Regions from separate parts of the Homo sapiens genome. Here region 2 is linked to region 1. Evidence: read pairs that join two places in POLR2A ChIA-PET (ENCODE). Cell type or tissue: HepG2. All regions are shown on one strand. Links, peaks and the distances in the headings refer to the core of each region. The heading gives the core; the rest is flanking DNA.

Region 1 (8,319 bases), core at 272-8,271:
CTCCTTGAGTGGGAGTGATATCACCTCTATCCTAACTGTCCTTGTCCCTCCTCTCCCCACAGCTGGATTATCACCGAGGCCTCTTGGTGGACCGTCCCTCTGAAACTAAGACAGAGGAGCAGGGAATACCACGGCCCCTGCACCCCCCACCCCCACCCCCGGTCCAGCCACCACAGCACCCCCGGGCAGAGCAGCGGGAGCAGGAACGGGCAGTGCGGGAACAGTGGGCAGAACGGGAACGGGAAATGGAGCGGCGGGAGCGGACTCGATCAGAGCGTGAATGGGATCGGGACAAAGTTCGAGAAGGGCCCCGTTCCCGATCAAGGTCCCGTGACCGCCGCCGCAAGGAACGTGCGAAGTCTAAAGAAAAGAAGAGTGAGAAGAAAGGTAGGTACTTAGCTATGGGGTACGCATACCCACTAGTAGGTGGGAAAGGGACCCAGATGGGATGGGACAGAGGGTCAGATGCATCATATCTGGTTCACTTTTTTCCACCTCAGAGAAAGCCCAGGAGGAACCACCTGCCAAGCTGCTGGATGACCTTTTCCGAAAGACCAAGGCAGCTCCCTGCATCTATTGGCTCCCACTGACTGACAGCCAGGTGAGTGCTCTTCTTCGTGCCCTGCTCCCTAGTGGCACTGAGGCTTGAGGTCAGGGTGAGGGGAGATTCATGTGACTGCGAGAGTGAGTCGGCCCAAGTACTTCCTAGGTTTAGGATAAACTAAGCATCACAAAAAGGCAGTTTTCAGTTAATTGGTATAACATAGAGAAACCAGACTCAGGAGGGTAAAGATAGACACGCAGATAGCAGCTGAAGTTTGTGGATGTCTGGGAAGCTGGCTGTGCCGACCAGGCTTCTTAGAACTTGATTTTAGGCCGTGCGTGGTGGCTCACGCCTCTAATGCCAGCACTTTGGGAGGCCGAGTCGGGTGGATCACCTCAGGTCAGGAGTTGCAGACCAGTCTGGCCAACATGGAAACCCTGTCTCTACTAAAAATAACAAAAATTAGCCGGGTGCAGTGGCAAGCGCCCGTAATCCCAGCTACTTGGGAGGCTGAGGAGGAGAATTGCTTGAACCCGGGAGGCGGAGGTTGCAGTGAGCAGAGACCGTGCCATTGCACTCCAGCCTGGGCAACAAGAACAAAACTCTGTCTCAGACAATTAAAAAAAAAAAAAGAACTTGATTGTATTTAGCTGAGAAATCGTGTTTTATAAATTCATTTCCCTGCTTTTTAAGAGTTTTTGCATCTTTAACTTAGTTTCTTAGTAATGGGCCTTTTGGGAATTTTAGGCTTATGCTACTCAAAAAAGAGATTTGTTCACATCTACGCTGACGGTAGGGAGCTAGGGAAATACCAAGGGCCAGGCATGGATGGTGCCAGTACCTGTCAATGTGTGTAAAAGTTGAAACTTGGTGGCTAGGCATGGTGGCTCATGCCTGTAATCCCAGCACTTTGGGAGGCTGAGGTGGGCGGATCATCTAAGCCTCCATCTAAGCCAGGAGTTTGATACCATCCTGGCCAACATGGTGAAACCCCATCTCTACTAAAAATACAAAACTTAGTGGGGCATGGTGGCAGACACCTGTAATCCCAGCTACTAGGGAGGCTGAGGCAGGAGAATCACTTGAACCTGCGAGTCGGAGACCACAGTGAGCCAAGATAGCACCACTGCACTCCAGCCTGGGCGACAGAGTGAGACTGTCTCAAAAAAAAAAAAAAAAAAAAACTGGCGGGGCGCGGTGGCTCACGCCTGTAATCCCAGCACTTTGGGAGCCTGAGGCGGGCGGATCACGAGGTCAGGAGATCAAGACCATCCTGGCTAACAACGGTGAAGCCCCGTCTCTACTGAAAATACAAAAAAATTAGCCGGGCGTGGTCGCGGGCGCCTGTGGTCCCAGCTGCTCAGCAGGCTGAGGCAGGAGAATGGTGTGAACCCGGGAGGTGGAGCTTGCAGTGAGCCGAGATCGTGCCACTGCACTCCCAGCCTGGGCGACGGAGCGAGACTCCGTCTCAGAAAAAAAAAAAAAAAGGCTGAAACTAGGAGGGAGAGAGGTGCTCTAAGAAAGACAGGATGCAGTTGTTGAGCCCCCAACCCCTTCCTGTTTAACTGAAAAGCTGACCCTGAGCTAGGAGGCAGGGTCCAGGCACAAATGGAGGCTGTGACCAGGACTGAGCTGCCTATTCTCTGCCTTTCCTACCTGGCTACAGATCGTTCAGAAAGAGGCAGAGCGGGCCGAACGGGCCAAGGAGCGGGAGAAGCGGCGAAAGGAGCAAGAAGAAGAAGAGCAAAAGGAGCGGGAGAAGGAAGCCGAGCGGGAACGGAACCGACAGCTGGAGCGAGAGAAACGTCGGGAGCACAGTCGGGAGAGGGACAGGGAGAGAGAGAGAGAAAGGGAGCGGGACAGGGGGGACCGAGATCGGGATAGGGAAAGGGACCGAGAACGAGGCAGGGAAAGGGATCGCAGGGACACCAAGCGCCACAGCAGAAGCCGGAGTCGGAGCACACCTGTGCGGGACCGGGGTGGGCGCCGCTAGCTGGGAAAACACTAGAGCTGCAGGTACCAGCCACTCGGCCCCAGGGGGTTATGGCCACAGAGGGATAGGCACAGTCTCCACCACCCTGGAGCCAAGGGTCTTTCACATCACCTATCCCTACATACATACCAAATGGAAAAGTGGCCATCCTTTTCCCCCCAAACACACCCCCTTAACCTATCTCTTGGGACTTAGCCCGACCCTCCCTCTCATTTCCCATTAAGTCTGAGAGGCAAGAGCTAGGTTAGGCAAGGAGGTGGTTGGCCAGAGATGGGGAACAGCCAGGTGCCCCAGTCCTCTGATTTTTCCTCCATCCTGCTTACCACCTCCCTGGGTACTTACAGCCTTCTCTTGGGAACAGCCGGGGCCAGGACTGGGTCACCTATGAGCTGAATCAGCATCTCCTCCTGAGTCCCAGGGCCCCTGCAGTTCCCAGTCTCTTCTGTCCTGCAGCCCTTGCCTCTTTCCCACAGGTTCCACTTTATATCCACCTTTTCCTTTTGTTCAATTTTTATTTTTATTTTTTTTATTATTAAATGATGTGGTCTATGGAAAAAAAAATAAAAATCTGACTTAGTTTTAAACTGTGTGAGTGGCTTTCTTTGGGCAGGTTAAGAAGCCACTGTGGATATCTGAGCGTGGACATCTGAGGATATCTGGAGTAGGAGTTGCTCTCATTCCATGTGTTCCTTTAGGCTGACTGCTTCCTGCTTATTGAACTTCCCACGTCTTTTATCCCCTGCCTTGGCCCTGACCAACCCAAAGCTGTGGACCTTCCTCATTCGGGAAGGCATGGAGCAACCTGTGTCCGTGGCGGCACCCCAGCAGGGCTAGGAGGGTGGGTCCTCTTCTGGTTCCTGGTCCTGTGCACGGTTAAATTAGGGGTTTGGTCACCTGCCTGCCACCTTGGTGCCTCCCACAACTACCACCAGGGGGCGGCAGCTCCTCGCTCTGTTGGCCCCTGTAACCGAGCTTCCCAAGAAGGGTTCCACTGCCCGCCTCCGACCTCCCGCCGATGTCGTGCCTCTGTTCCCGACCCGCTCCCTGGGCCCGGGCCTCGGACTCTCTGGACCCTTCTGCCGTCCTTAAGTGTCCCCCAGCTGACCTGCTACCGTGCTTTGCATGGGCTCTCAAAACGCCGCCGCCTTGCAGCTGGGATTCCATCCACACCAGTCCCAAAAGCCAGCCGGGAACCGGGAGCCCGGAGCCGGGTCTCTCCGCAGTGGGCTCCGAATTCCCCACCTCACCGCGCGCTCGCCCGTTTTCCGCTGCGGGCGGGGACTGGCAGCTTCGCGCTCCCGGGTGCACCCGCCCCGCCAGCTCTTCGGAAATGGCCTGGCGCCGTGGCCTGGACGTCCTCCCGCCCGAGTGCCCTGCCGGGCGCTGCGGGCCCGGTCCGGGAGGGGCGCCGCATCTGTATGCGCCCCGCAGCCCAGGAGCGCCGAGGGGGCGGACGCGCGGCGCCGCCTCCGCCCCCGCCCCCGCCGCGCGGGCCCGGCTGGCCGGGGAGGGTCGGAGGCTGGGCTCTCCTCTCCCGCGCGGCGCGGAGCCGCCTCGCTCCTCCGCAGGCGGAGTCTTCTTCCCCCGCCCCCTCCGTCTCGCTCCCTTGTTCTCGCCGGGGCCGCTCAGACCTGCAGCGGAGCCGCGGCGCCCGCTCCAATCGGCTCGGGGCTGTGCCCCCGGGACCCGGCGACGGGGGCGGGCGGGGGCGCTTCCCGCCGGCCTGGGCCCCTCGGCAGTGCCAGGTAAGGGCGCCTGCCCCGGAGCAGGGGTCGGGAATCCGCGGAGGGGTAGGAGGGGGCCCGCAGCCTGCGGGGGTCTTCGGAGGGGTGCGCTCCGTGGCTGGGAGCCCGCTGCCGGCTCCCTTCTCCCGCGCTCTGCCTCTTTCCCTTCTCCCCTCGCACCTCTCTCCCTCTTTCTTCTCTCGATTTCTCTTCACCCTTCCTTCTCTGCCTGTTTGCCTTCCTTATCCCTTCCCTCTGTCTCCCCAACCCTTCCCTCTCCCTCTTGTCCTTTTTCCATCTCCTCTCCCTCTTTGCCTTTTTCTTTCTCTACCTTTCTCCCCTTTCCTGCCTTTCTCTTTTCTCTTTCTTGCTCTCCTTTCCCTCCCTCTCCTCTCCCCTTCCTGCTATCCTGTTTCCCACTCCTCTATCCCCTTCCTTCTCGCCTCCTCATCCCGCCTTCTCTCTGGTCCCCAGCCTTCCTCCGGTTTCCCCCTTCCCTCGGGAGCAAAGGGACTGTCAGGTGTGTGTCTGCTCTGAGGGAGGAGGGGCAGAAGCCACAGCTACCTGAGGGGTCCTCCCCCCCGCCCCTAGGAGAAAGGAGAGCAGTGGGAAGGGTCTCCTCTCTAGCTCCCTTCCCGTGGCCCCTCCCTGCCTCCACCCCTCCTGTCTGCTCCTTCTCCCAGAATTAAGTTCCCGAGGCCTGGCTTGACACCCCCGAAGCTGAGGTCTGCCCCTGCCTGCCCGGAACTGCCCCCGGTGACCCGTTTCCAAGCCTGGCCCCTAGGACTCCTCTCTGCCTTCAGACACCCAGGCTGCTGCCCTGGTCTCTCTCATTCTGTCTCTTGCCACTGTTCTGTTTCTGTCTCTCATCCAGTCATTTCTCTGCCGGACAGTCCCTGAGTCAGTCTAGCCGTCAGTCATTATCTGTCTCTAGCCTCTGGGTGGACCTCTCTCCCCGGTCACCTCCCCCTGTCCCCCACCCTGTATCCTCTTCCTTCAGCTCTGGCTCCCAACTCCTGTCTCACGAGCCCAGTCCCCCTTCAAGGACTGCACTGGCAGCGTGGGCTGGAGACAGGGCCTGGAGAGTGGGGCTCCCCCTTGTGGGGAGGGACTTTCACAGACTCTCAGCCCTGCCTGAGGCTGCACTCCTTGTCATCTCATGCTGACCCTAGACACCTTAAGGCCACACCTCCATGAATCCCAACTCCGTAATTTTAAGCCCTTTCTCTGGTAGCCCCGCCTCCTCCAATACCTGGCTACGTGCCCAACCTGGGAGGACAGAGACCAGATTTGGGATTCCAAGCCCTCCCAGCATCCCCTCTCCTGTGTTCCTCCCCAGTTCTCTACTCAGAGTTGACTGACCAGAGATTTATCAGCTTGGAGGGCTGGAGGTGAATACATGCAGAGCCTGGGTGGAGGAAGGATCAGCCTCTCTGCTCTCTGTCTTAGTCTGAGTTCTGGGCAGTGGAGTGTCTGGTTCCTTGGAGGTCTGGTCTTCAGCATCTAATTTTGCGGGGGAGGAGGGCTAGGGGTTTCCTTGAGCCTGAGCAGCTGCTTGTCCTGCAGGTGTGGATCCATGGGGTAGCCTCAACGCATCTGCCCCTCCACCCCAGCCAGCTCATGGGCCACGTGGCCTGGCCCAGCCTCAGCACCCAGGGCCAGTGAACAGAGCCCTGGCTGGAGTCCAAACATGTGGGGCCTGGTGAGGCTCCTGCTGGCCTGGCTGGGTGGCTGGGGCTGCATGGGGCGTCTGGCAGCCCCAGCCCGGGCCTGGGCAGGGTCCCGGGAACACCCAGGGCCTGCTCTGCTGCGGACTCGAAGGAGCTGGGTCTGGAACCAGTTCTTTGTCATTGAGGAATATGCTGGTCCAGAGCCTGTTCTCATTGGCAAGGTAAGGATGACCCCTCCCATGTCTACTCTGACACCAAGCCCTCAGGCCCTGCCCTGCAACTTCATCACTTCTGCAATGACCTTGGTCCCTCAGGACTCCCAACGCTCTACCCAAACCTAGACTCTTTAACCCTGTCTCTGTACTTGGAGCCCTCTGCCATCTTTTCGTGACCCCTGCAGCTGCACTCGGATGTTGACCGGGGAGAGGGCCGCACCAAGTACCTGTTGACCGGGGAGGGGGCAGGCACCGTATTTGTGATTGATGAGGCCACAGGCAATATTCATGTTACCAAGAGCCTTGACCGGGAGGAAAAGGCGCAATATGTGCTACTGGCCCAAGCCGTGGACCGAGCCTCCAACCGGCCCCTGGAGCCCCCATCAGAGTTCATCATCAAAGTGCAAGACATCAACGACAATCCACCCATTTTTCCCCTTGGGCCCTACCATGCCACCGTGCCCGAGATGTCCAATGTCGGTGAGCACCCCAGCTCTGAATGCCCCAGTTCCCGTCTTCTGGAGCTCTCTCACCTCTCCTTCCCTTCTTGTTGTCTGCCCCAGAACCTGCCCCCTTCAATTCAGCCTCCCTCGTATCTGCATCCCCCCCCATCGGTTGTTCTTCCCCATCCTTCCCTGCTGCTGCTGAATGGCGTGCTGGCATCCCCCACAGGGACATCAGTGATCCAGGTGACTGCTCACGATGCTGATGACCCCAGCTATGGGAACAGTGCCAAGCTGGTGTACACTGTTCTGGATGGACTGCCTTTCTTCTCTGTGGACCCCCAGACTGGTGAGGATGGAGCCTGGGAGCCCGGTGGGGCAGCCAAGGGGACAGACACCCTCTGACCAGCATCTCTCCCTAGGAGTGGTGCGTACAGCCATCCCCAACATGGACCGGGAGACACAGGAGGAGTTCTTGGTGGTGATCCAGGCCAAGGACATGGGCGGCCACATGGGGGGGCTGTCAGGCAGCACTACGGTGACTGTCACGCTCAGCGATGTCAACGACAACCCCCCCAAGTTCCCACAGAGTAAGGGGCCATTGCTGCCACCTGAGCCATCCTTTGATCACCCCACCCCTACAGTGTCTGGAGAAACCTTCCCTCCTCGCCTCCTCCCCAGCCAGATCCTGGGAGAATAAAGTGCTGTGGGGAGGGAGGAGGGCTGGGGACCTCTCTGAGAAGGTGTCTCCCCTCTGTCATCCCAAGGCCTATACCAGTTCTCCGTGGTGGAGACAGCTGGACCTGGCACACTGGTGGGCCGGCTCCGGGCCCAGGACCCAGACCTGGGGGACAACGCCCTGATGGCATACAGCATCCTGGATGGGGAGGGGTCTGAGGCCTTCAGCATCAGCACAGACTTGCAGGGTCGAGACGGGCTCCTCACTGTCCGCAAGGTTAGCCTCCTGCCTGTTAATGCTTTCTCTTAGACCTGCCTCCTGCCGACCCACAGGGCACATATTTAACTGTTCTTCTAGAACAGACTCAGGATCTCTCTGTTGGAGCTTAGAGATCATGGTCACCTCCTCATCCTTCAGATGAGGCCCTGGAGCTTAGAAAGAAGAAGTGATAGCAAGTCTATGAGGGAGCTAGGGGCAGACCTAGAGTTCCTAAGTAATCTGCTGTGCATCCTGACCACCAAGGCCACTGTCCCTCCAGTGCCACCTCTCCTCACATGAGGACTGAGCACTGCATGCATGTGAGGAGGGGACTTGTCACCTTCCAAGAGCCTGGGACCTGCCCTGGTTTCCACATGCCTCACTTTTTCTCCCTCTCCCCTCACCATAGCCCCTAGACTTTGAGAGCCAGCGCTCCTACTCCTTCCGTGTCGAGGCCACCAACACGCTCATTGACCCAGCCTATCTGCGGCGAGGGCCCTTCAAGGATGTGGCCTCTGTGCGTGTGGCAGTGCAAGATGCCCCAGAGCCACCTGCCTTCACCCAGGCTGCCTACCACCTGACAGTGCCTGAGAACAAGGCCCCGGGGACCCTGGTAGGCCAGATCTCCGCGGCTGACCTGGACTCCCCTGCCAGCCCAATCAGGTAGGTGAGCTGGGATGTGGGCTGGGGAGCCAGATGGCAGGCTCTTCCCACCCAGAGAATGAGTAAATGTGCCCCCTACCTTATAGCAAATCACTCATATCCCAGCAAAAGCCTCCCTCCCTGCAGCTGG
Region 2 (8,319 bases), core at 116-8,115, 62 kb after region 1:
AGATGCCGGAAGGTCCTTCTGAATCCCTTCCCTGTTCCTTAGGTTGCACTAGTCGGGGGTTCCATGCTGGGGGGCAGAAGGAATGCTCTCTACCGTCTGAAACCGTTCATCAGGAAGGCCTTGATTTGTGATGTGCTAGGAGAGCACAGGATCTGCAAATAGAAGGCACCTGTCTCCCTTCTGCAGGCCGAGGAGAGGCCGCCATGGACTGTGTGCTTCTTCATGGCTTGTTTACTCTTCTTTCACAGACCCTACAGCTTGGGGCCTGGGCTCCTCTGACCATCCTCATTGAGAAAGGAAAGTGAGTCCAGAGAAGTTGATGCTTCCTACCTGTTGGAGCGGCCCAGCAGTGTAAGCGTGGTTGTTACTGCCCCATCCGCCATGTCCTTCAGTGCCACCATTCTCTTCTCCCCTCCCAGTGGCAGCGAGGCCAGATGCTGCTGCTGCGCCTGTAAGAGTGAGACTAATGGAGGCAACACAGGCTCCCAGGGTGGGAATCCTCCTCCCAGCACCCCCATCACAGTGACTGGACATGGCTTGGCTGTTCAGAGCTCAGAGCAGCTCCTGCATGTTATCTACCAGCGGGTCGATAAGGCAGTGGGTTTGGCTGAAGCTGCTCTGGGTCTTGCCAGGGCCAACAATGAGTTGTTAAAACGTCTCCAGGAGGAAGTGGGTGACCTGAGGCAAGGGAAAGTGTCCATCCCTGATGAAGATGGGGAAAGCCGGGCACATAGTTCCCCACCTGAGGAGCCTGGGCCTCTCAAGGAAAGTCCCGGGGAAGCCTTTAAGGCTCTGTCTGCCGTGGAAGAGGAGTGTGACAGCGTGGGCAGCGGCGTGCAGGTGGTGATTGAGGAGCTGCGGCAGCTGGGAGCAGCCTCAGTGGGGCCTGGGCCTTTGGGCTTCCCAGCAACTCAGAGGGACATGCGGCTCCCAGGGTGCACGCTGGCTGCCAGCGAGGCGGCCCCCCTGCTCAATCCTGTGAGTATGGCAGCAGAGGGCTATTCCTCCTAGGTGCTTTTCCTGGCTTTTCACTCTTTTTCCTTTCTGTTCTTTTCTTTCCATCTTTAAACCTTTTGTTTGTATTTGTGATAAAGCAAAACAGTACCACGTTTCCTTTTCCTTCAGGGATAGTCAGCTCTATTTTCTTCCTGAACCATCAGCTTCTTTGGCAGAAGGTCATTTTTTGCTGTGTGTAGTGATGGGGTGCCCTTCCCTCTCTCTCAGTAGCTCCGCATGGCACCTTCTCTTCCACAGCTGTCTCGGCTGCTCCATGGACTCTGCCTCTCCTGGCGAGGATGCCTGCCGTGCACAGACGGCTCATTCATATTTTATCGCAGGCCCTCTGCTTGCCAAGAGGAATTCAGTACAAAGAGAGATGGGAATGTACAGGGGAGAGAGGCAGAGGTGGAGAGAGGAGGAAAAAGTGAGAGGACAAAGATAAAGATAATAGAAGACAAGTATAGGGAGGGAAAGAGACAAGTAGAAATGAAGGGCTGAGGGAGGAGAAAAAGTGAAAAAAGGGAGCACAGAAGAAAGGTGAATCTATGTGGAAAGAGAATCTACACCACGGGAGAGAGACTATGAGGTAAGGCGAGGGGGAGGTAGAGGAAAGGAAATAAAATGGGAAATGAGAAAAAGAAATGGCCAACTGATTGTTAACAGTAAGAGAATAACATATAGGGAGAAAGAGGGAAGAAAAGAAGGAAGCAAGCAAGCATATTTTGTGAGCAGGAAAAGACATAGATGTACATTGTGCTATTTCAGTTTCTTTACTGCTTAAGGGCCATATGAGCAGGAAAATCCTGGCTGAGTAGAGTAAGAACTGCAGAATGTCACACATGGAAGTATGAAAAGGAGATGGAGCAACTATAGAGATCTTAGAGATAGGAAAATAACAGATGTGGTGCCACTTGAGAGACGGTTGGAGTTCTGTCAGCTCTCCACCTTATTCTCCGTCTGTCCTCTCTTTTTCTCCTCCCCCCACAACAAGACATAGACACCCAGTAAAGAGTAAAGGAGCAGAACACATGGAGTAGATGGGAGGGATGAAACTCCCAGCCCATCTGCTGGATCTGAGAAATGAATACATAAACCCCTCTCTCCCCCTCCAGTGTAACACAGCAACTGGTCATTGCTCTCCTGAAGGCACAGCCATATGGGTAATGGCCACTGCTGCTCACCCCAGTCTGTGGCTGGTCAGGACTCTCCGTGGTTCCAGCTCAAGGGAGGACCTGGAAGGTGGGAGGCAGAAAGGTACCAGGCTAGGCATTGCCCTGAGCTGTGGGTTCTTTGAGGCAGGAAAGGCTTCCAAGCCGACAGGATGGAATTAGATTTCACAGCGCAGAAAGCAGCTCACAGGTCTATAAATCTCAGCCTCCTCCCCCGCATCTTTCTGTGTGTGTGTGTGTGTGTGTGTGTGTGCGTGTGCGTGTGTGTCCCCACTTTCAGTATTTTGTTTTCTTGACTGCAGAAATCCCCCCTCCTTTCTTCCTCCCTCTCTCCCTTGCTCCCTTCTTCCTTTCCCGGCTCTGTATGTCCTTGAGTGAGGGCACAGGCAGTCAGGTAGATGTCAGGGGCTATGACAGTCGAATGTGGCCGGGGCAGGATCAAGGTGAGGGCATGGACTGACTCTGGGAATGGAGGATAGGTGAGGGGAGCTGTTGCTGCCAGTCTCTCTAGGGATTTCTGACTTTATGTCTTCCTCCTTTGCTCATTTGTCTTTTATGTCTCCTCTTTATTGCTGTTACTGTTTTATTTTCTTACTCCTTCTCTTGCTTGGTTTCTTTCTTGTCATCACTTCTTCACCCAGTCCTTTCAGACAAAACACTTATCTAGCTCCATTTCTTATATCCAAGAGCTATCCATAAATGACTATTCACCAACAGTGTCAGAAACATGCTTTCTCCTTGTGAGCAGCCCTATGGTAACAACCCAACATGAGAGGCCCTGTACACACAAGAAATATTTGCCCAACACTCATAGGAGTCCCAGAGAAACAAGCCATTGACCATTAAAGACTGTGCTAGAGTTCCCCTTCTTTCCACTTTCTGTTCACTATTCTTAGCCAAAGAATGATGGTTAACCAGGTTCCCCTAAGCCTGGCTGGCTAATAGGCTATTATTTTTTATGTTCTTAGCTGGTGGATGATTACGTGGCCTCTGAGGGTGCAGTACAGCGAGTTCTGGTCCCTGCTTATGCCAAGCAACTCTCACCAGCCACACAACTGGCAATCCAGCGGGCAACCCCAGAGACAGGACCAGAAAATGGAACCAAGCTGCCACCACCCCGCCCTGAGGACATGCTCAATGCCGCTGCTGCGCTGGACAGTGCCTTGGAAGAGTCAGGCCCTGGGAGCACTGGGGAGCTGAGACACTCTCTAGGGCTGACCGTTTCCCCATGCAGGACCAGAGGAAGTGGGCAGAAGAACTCCAGGCGCAAGCGGGATCTTGTACTCTCTGTGAGTGAGCTCAGTTTCTATAAATTTTTCTTCAGTCTGGAGAGATAAGTGAAGAGTGATGGGTGGGTTGATTTTAGGCCTCCCATATTGAATGAATGCTGTACTGAATCCTACCAGAGTGGGAGGGATAAGGAGAGAGGTTATTCTGTAACACTAGGGATAGGAAGTCCCCTGCTAAACATCAAGCTTTTAGGCTTTTCCAGATAATGTGATATCTTCCTTTATATCACATCTCCTGGTGTTCTTTTTTTTTTTTTTTTTTTTTTTTGAGTCAGAGTCTCACTCTGTCACCCAGGCTGCAGTGCAATGGCATGATCTCAGCTCACTGCAACCTCCACCTCCCAGGTTCAAGCGATTCTCCTGCCTCAGCCTCCTGAGTAGCTGGGATTACAGGCACGTGCCACCACCCCCAGCTAATTTTTGAATTTTCAGTAGAGACCAGGTTTTGCCATGTTGGTCAGGCTGGTCTCGAACTCCTGAGCTCAGGTTATCCACCCGCCTCGGCCTCCCAAAGTACTGGGATTACAGGCGTGAGCCACCATGCCCAGCCTTCCTAGTGTTCTAATAATCCTGATGAGAAGATCTTTAAGGGATTGAGCAGATTGGTCACCAAAGGGTAACTCTGGAAATTGCCTGCAAATTAAGCTAGTGTGCAGAGTAAGTGACAAGGGGCACCTTGGGTGGAAAAGCAAGTGAAGCTGTCCTGAGGTGGTCTCAAGCTTCAGAGATGCAGAGAGTCACTAGACCTTCAGCTCAGTTATAGAGGTTTGGAGATTCCAGTCATTCCAAGAGCTCTTAGCCAGGAAGGGACTGGCCTGAACCAGGTCTGCCTGAACACTTCTTGGCGTGGCTGGGAGCCCAAAGAACATCCTGCTGAGCTGGGAGTCCCCATCCTGGCAGCTGACCAAACCTAGAGAAGTTCTAGGGCAGTAGTTCTCAACCTGGGGTGATTTTACCCTCAGGAGACATTTGGAAACATCTGGAGACGTTTGTGATTATTACAACTGGTGGGTGGCCGGGGGCAGGGGAAGGAGAATGCTACTGACATCTAGTGGGTGTTCTGCTAAACATCCTGCAGTGCACACGACAGCCCCCATAACAAAGAATTATCCAGCTCAAAATGCCAATAGTGAAGAGGTTGAGAAACCTTCTTTAAAGTGACCACAGTCTTTGGGATCAACTCTGTACCCAAAAACTTCTTTTTTTTTTTTTTCTTTCTTGAGACAGGGTCTCACTCCCATTGCCCAGGCTGGAGTGCAGTGGTGTGATCATGGCTCACTGCAGCTTCGACTTCCCAGGCTCAAGTGATCTCCCACCTCAGCCTCCCGAGTAGCTGGGATTACAGGCATGCACCACCATGCCTGGCTTATTTTTTGTATTTTTGTATTTTAGTTGCCCAGGCTGGTCTCACAAAAGCTTTTTTCTGACAACTGTGGGGATATTGTTTTTAGTCTCGCTCTGTCACCCAGGCTGGAGTGCAGTGGCGTGATTTCAGCTCACTGCAAGCCTCCCAGGTTCAAGCGATTCTCCTGCCTCACCCTCCCGAGTAGTTGGGATTACAGACTTGCACCACCACGCCTGGCTAATTTTGTATTTTAGTAGAGATGGGGTTTCACCATGTTGGCCACGCTGGTCTTGAACTCCTGAGATCAGGCAATTCACCCACCTCGGCCTCCCAAAGTGTTGGGATTACAGGCGTGAGCCACCATGCCTGGCTGGAGATATTCTTTAGCCATACAATGTTCATATTGACTATAATGAGTTTATAGTTACAATTTGCATAAAAGCAGGATTTTCCATCACTTCCATTCCACTTGTGCCTGCTGCCTCCAGAGAGAGGTACAGCATTGAGGCCTGGCTTCTTCCTTCCCTTAGGAGAGTGTGGTGGAACTGAAGACCTGCAGGAAGGACAGTATCCTCACTCACCATCATGCTCTCTCTATTCTGTGCTTGAGAAGGATCTGGAGGACTAGTCAGGGAGTTCTGCTGCCCATCATGGAGGAAGGTTTAAAATGTTCTTGTGGCAGACTGTGGGTTTAGAGGGGGAGGGACAGTTATTCCAATCTTTAGCTCTGGGACAGAATCAAAGAGGCATCTCTCCAATCTGCTGAGGCTCTTGAGGATTGCTGCTAGGGATCCTGTGAACCAAAAGGATCAAACCAGAATTCTTAATTCCTTGGAATGCTGCAGATCCCAGCCACTCCTTGGGGAAATATTTTTAGCTTATTCAGGAGGTAGGTGAGCCAACAGCCTTTACAGTCCTCACACTTATTGTCTAGAGTATTTTCCCTTTCCATGTCAAGCCTGTTTTGATTTTTATCAGCTGATCTCTTCCAAGCCACTTGAGTTGGAAGCTTTGTAACTCCCTTTTTTCTTTCCCCTTTTTTTGTTTTTTGTTTTTTTGAAACTCTCCCAAATACTTTCTGAAACATTCGCCCACTCCTTTGTGATTCCTTAAGTGTGGACTACTAAGAGGTAAAATAACTATGTTGAATATGCAGCTAGTATAATAATGGTCCTTTTTACAGAGTGGAGACCCTAGCCATAAAGAGTTGACAATACTTTCCTAAGTTGGTATGGTGAATCAGCCATAGAGGTAGAAGGATAAATTGGGGATTTCTGAATATGGAGCTGAAAAGTCCTTGGATCAGGATATTAATCTGTCAGTTTGGGACTGGGTAACTTCCACTGACTGAGGGAGCTTGGGATGAAAATACAATCAGAAACAACTAAACTTAATTGAAGGACATGTTAAAACCCTGCATTAGGGCCGGGTGCGGTGGCTCACGCCTGTAATCCCAGCACTCTGGGAGGCCAAGGCGGGCAGATCACCTGAGGTCAGGAGTTTGAGACTAGCCTGGCCAACATGGTGAAACCACGTCTCTACTAAAGATACAAAAATTAGCTGGGCGTGGTGGCGTGCGCCTGTAATCCCAGCCACTTGAGAGGCTGAGGTAGGAGAATCACTTGAACCTGGGAGGCGGAGGTTGCAGTGAGCTGAGACCACACCACTGCACTCTAGCCTGGACAACAGAGCAAGACTCTGTCTCTTAATAAATAAATAAAGCTGGGCGTGGTGGCTCATGCCTGTAATCCCAGCACTTTGGGAAGCCGAGGTGGGTGGATCACGAGGTCAGGAGTTCAAGACCAGCCTGGCCAACATGGTGAAACCCCATCTCTACCAAAAATACAAAAATTAGCTGGGAATGGTGGTGCATTCCTGTAATCCCAGCTAACTAGGGAGGCTGAGCCAGGAGAATTGCTTGAACCAGGACCCTGGAGGCAGAGGTTGCAGTGAGCCGAGATCACGCCACTGCACCCCAGCCTGGGCTACAGAGTAAGACTCCATCTCAAAAAAATAAAAAATAAAAATAAATAAATAAATAAATAAATAAATATTTTAGGTGCTATTATGGGCAAAACTGGGAACAGATTTTGAAGCATCTAAGGCAAAACTTTTTCTTTCTTTTTTTTTTTTTTTTGAAACAGAGTCTCACTTTATTGCCCAGGCTGGAGTGCAGTGGCACGATCTCAGCTCACTGCAACCTCCGCCTCCTGGGTTCAAGCAATTCCTCTGTCTCAGCCTCCTGAGTAGCTGGGACTACAGTCGCACGCCACCACGCCTGGCTAATTTTTGTATTTTTAGTAGAGATGAGGTTTCACCATGTTGGTCAGGCTGGTCTCGAGCTCCTGACCTCAGGTGATCCACCCGCCTTGGCCTCCCAAAGTACTGGGATTACAGGCATGAGCCACCACGCCCAGCCGGCAAAACTTTTTAATGAGTAGAAATGTTCAACAATAGAATAAGCTGACTCAGAATGGAGAACTCATCATTAGATGGGTATAAACAAAGTGGAAAGACAGCCTGTTTAATGATGTGAAAGGGAGATTGGGTAATATAATATAGCCTCCACGGTCTTTTCCGATTCACGTTTCTGTTATTTTAGATTTCTGTTTTTCAGACCATGGTGTATATACTCCAGAGATTTGTGGTAACACATGAAGAAATACATAAAGCCACAGACAAACCCGGGGCTTTTGCCTGGGTCATCAGTTTTACTAGCAGATTCCAGAAGATGGCCAGGCACGGTGGCTCATGCCTGTAATCCCAGCACTTTGGGAGGCTGAGGCAGGTGGTTCACGAGGTCAAGAGATCAAGACCATCCTGGCCAACATGGTGAAACCCCATCTCTACTAAAAATACAAAAATTAGCTGGATGTGGTGGTGGTGCACCTGTAGTCCCAGCTACTCGGGAGGCTGAGGCAGGAGAATTGCTTGAACCCGGGAGGTGGAGGTTGCAGTGAGCCGAGATCCCGCCATTGCACTCCAGCCTGGCAACAGAGTGAGACTCTGTCTCAAAAAGAAAAAAGAAAAATTGCAGAAGACATTTTTATATTAAACAGGCCCGGTGCGGTGGCTCACACCTGTAATCCCAGCACACTTTGGGAGGCTGAGGTGGGTAGATCACAAGGTTAGGAGTTCGAGACCAGCCTGACCAACATGGTGAAACCCCATCTCTACTAAAAATACAAAAATTAGCTGGATGTGGTGGTGGTGCACCTGTAGTCCCAGCTACTCAGGAGGCTGAGGCAGGAGAATTGCTTGAACCCGGGAGGCGGAGGATGCAGTGAGCTGAGATGGCACCACCTGCCTTGGCCTCCCAAAGTACTGGGATTACAGGCATGAGCCACCGCGCCCGGCTGGCAAAACTTTTTAATGAGTGCACTCCAGCCTGGGTGACAGAGTGAAACTCTGTCTCAGAAAGAAAAAAAAAAAGAAAAGAAATACAAATACATTTTGAAGAAAAAATTTAAATGTGCAAGAGTAGGGGCCGGGCGCAGTGGCTTACACCTGTAATCCC

The links. ChIA-PET counts read pairs that join two places held together with the same protein. Peaks named below come from ENCODE experiments on the same cell type or tissue, not always from the same donor. Only the 100,000 strongest peaks of a DNase experiment are listed, where the experiment ranks them.
Region 2: POLR2A ChIA-PET joins it to region 1 with 42 read pairs; 32 of 35 experiments call an interaction of 5 or more read pairs at or near these places.

The regions. Positions count from the first base shown.
Region 1 is chr14:23,053,366-23,061,684 of GRCh38, reverse strand. It overlaps CDH24 (cadherin 24), which reads left to right and starts at 4,165. Exons shown (of 13, transcript NM_144985.4): 1 at 4,165-4,282; 2 at 5,828-6,152; 3 at 6,332-6,626; 4 at 6,819-6,938; 5 at 7,012-7,179; 6 at 7,357-7,544; 7 at 7,936-8,189. The coding sequence starts at 5,952. ACIN1 (apoptotic chromatin condensation inducer 1) reads left to right here. Exons shown (of 19, transcript NM_001386863.1): 17 at 63-387; 18 at 501-601; 19 at 2,211-3,121. The coding sequence ends at 2,537. LOC105370705 (collagen alpha-2(I) chain-like) reads right to left here and starts at 4,025. Exons shown (of 2, transcript NR_169511.1): 1 at 3,643-4,025; 2 at 3,036-3,400. RefSeq lists an enhancer at 1-49 and silencers at 3,936-4,085, 4,166-4,285. In HepG2, for the core only: CTCF peaks have their summits at 3,466 (motif pointing right), 4,046, 5,348 (motif pointing left) and 7,106 (motif pointing right); DNase peaks (open chromatin) are centred at 3,474, 5,354 and 7,075; H3K4me3 peaks cover 1,876 bases; H3K27me3 peaks cover 588 bases.
Region 2 is chr14:22,991,086-22,999,404 of GRCh38, reverse strand. C14orf93 (chromosome 14 open reading frame 93) reads left to right here. Exons shown (of 7, transcript NM_021944.4): 2 at 3-978; 3 at 3,137-3,457. The coding sequence starts at 382. It overlaps AJUBA-DT (AJUBA divergent transcript), which reads right to left. Exons shown (of 3, transcript XR_007064074.1): 3 at 975-2,231. Among named protein-coding and RNA genes, the nearest start is that of AJUBA-DT, 11 kb to the right of the region's middle. In HepG2, for the core only: a CTCF peak has its summit at 4,495 (motif pointing left); a DNase peak (open chromatin) is centred at 4,514.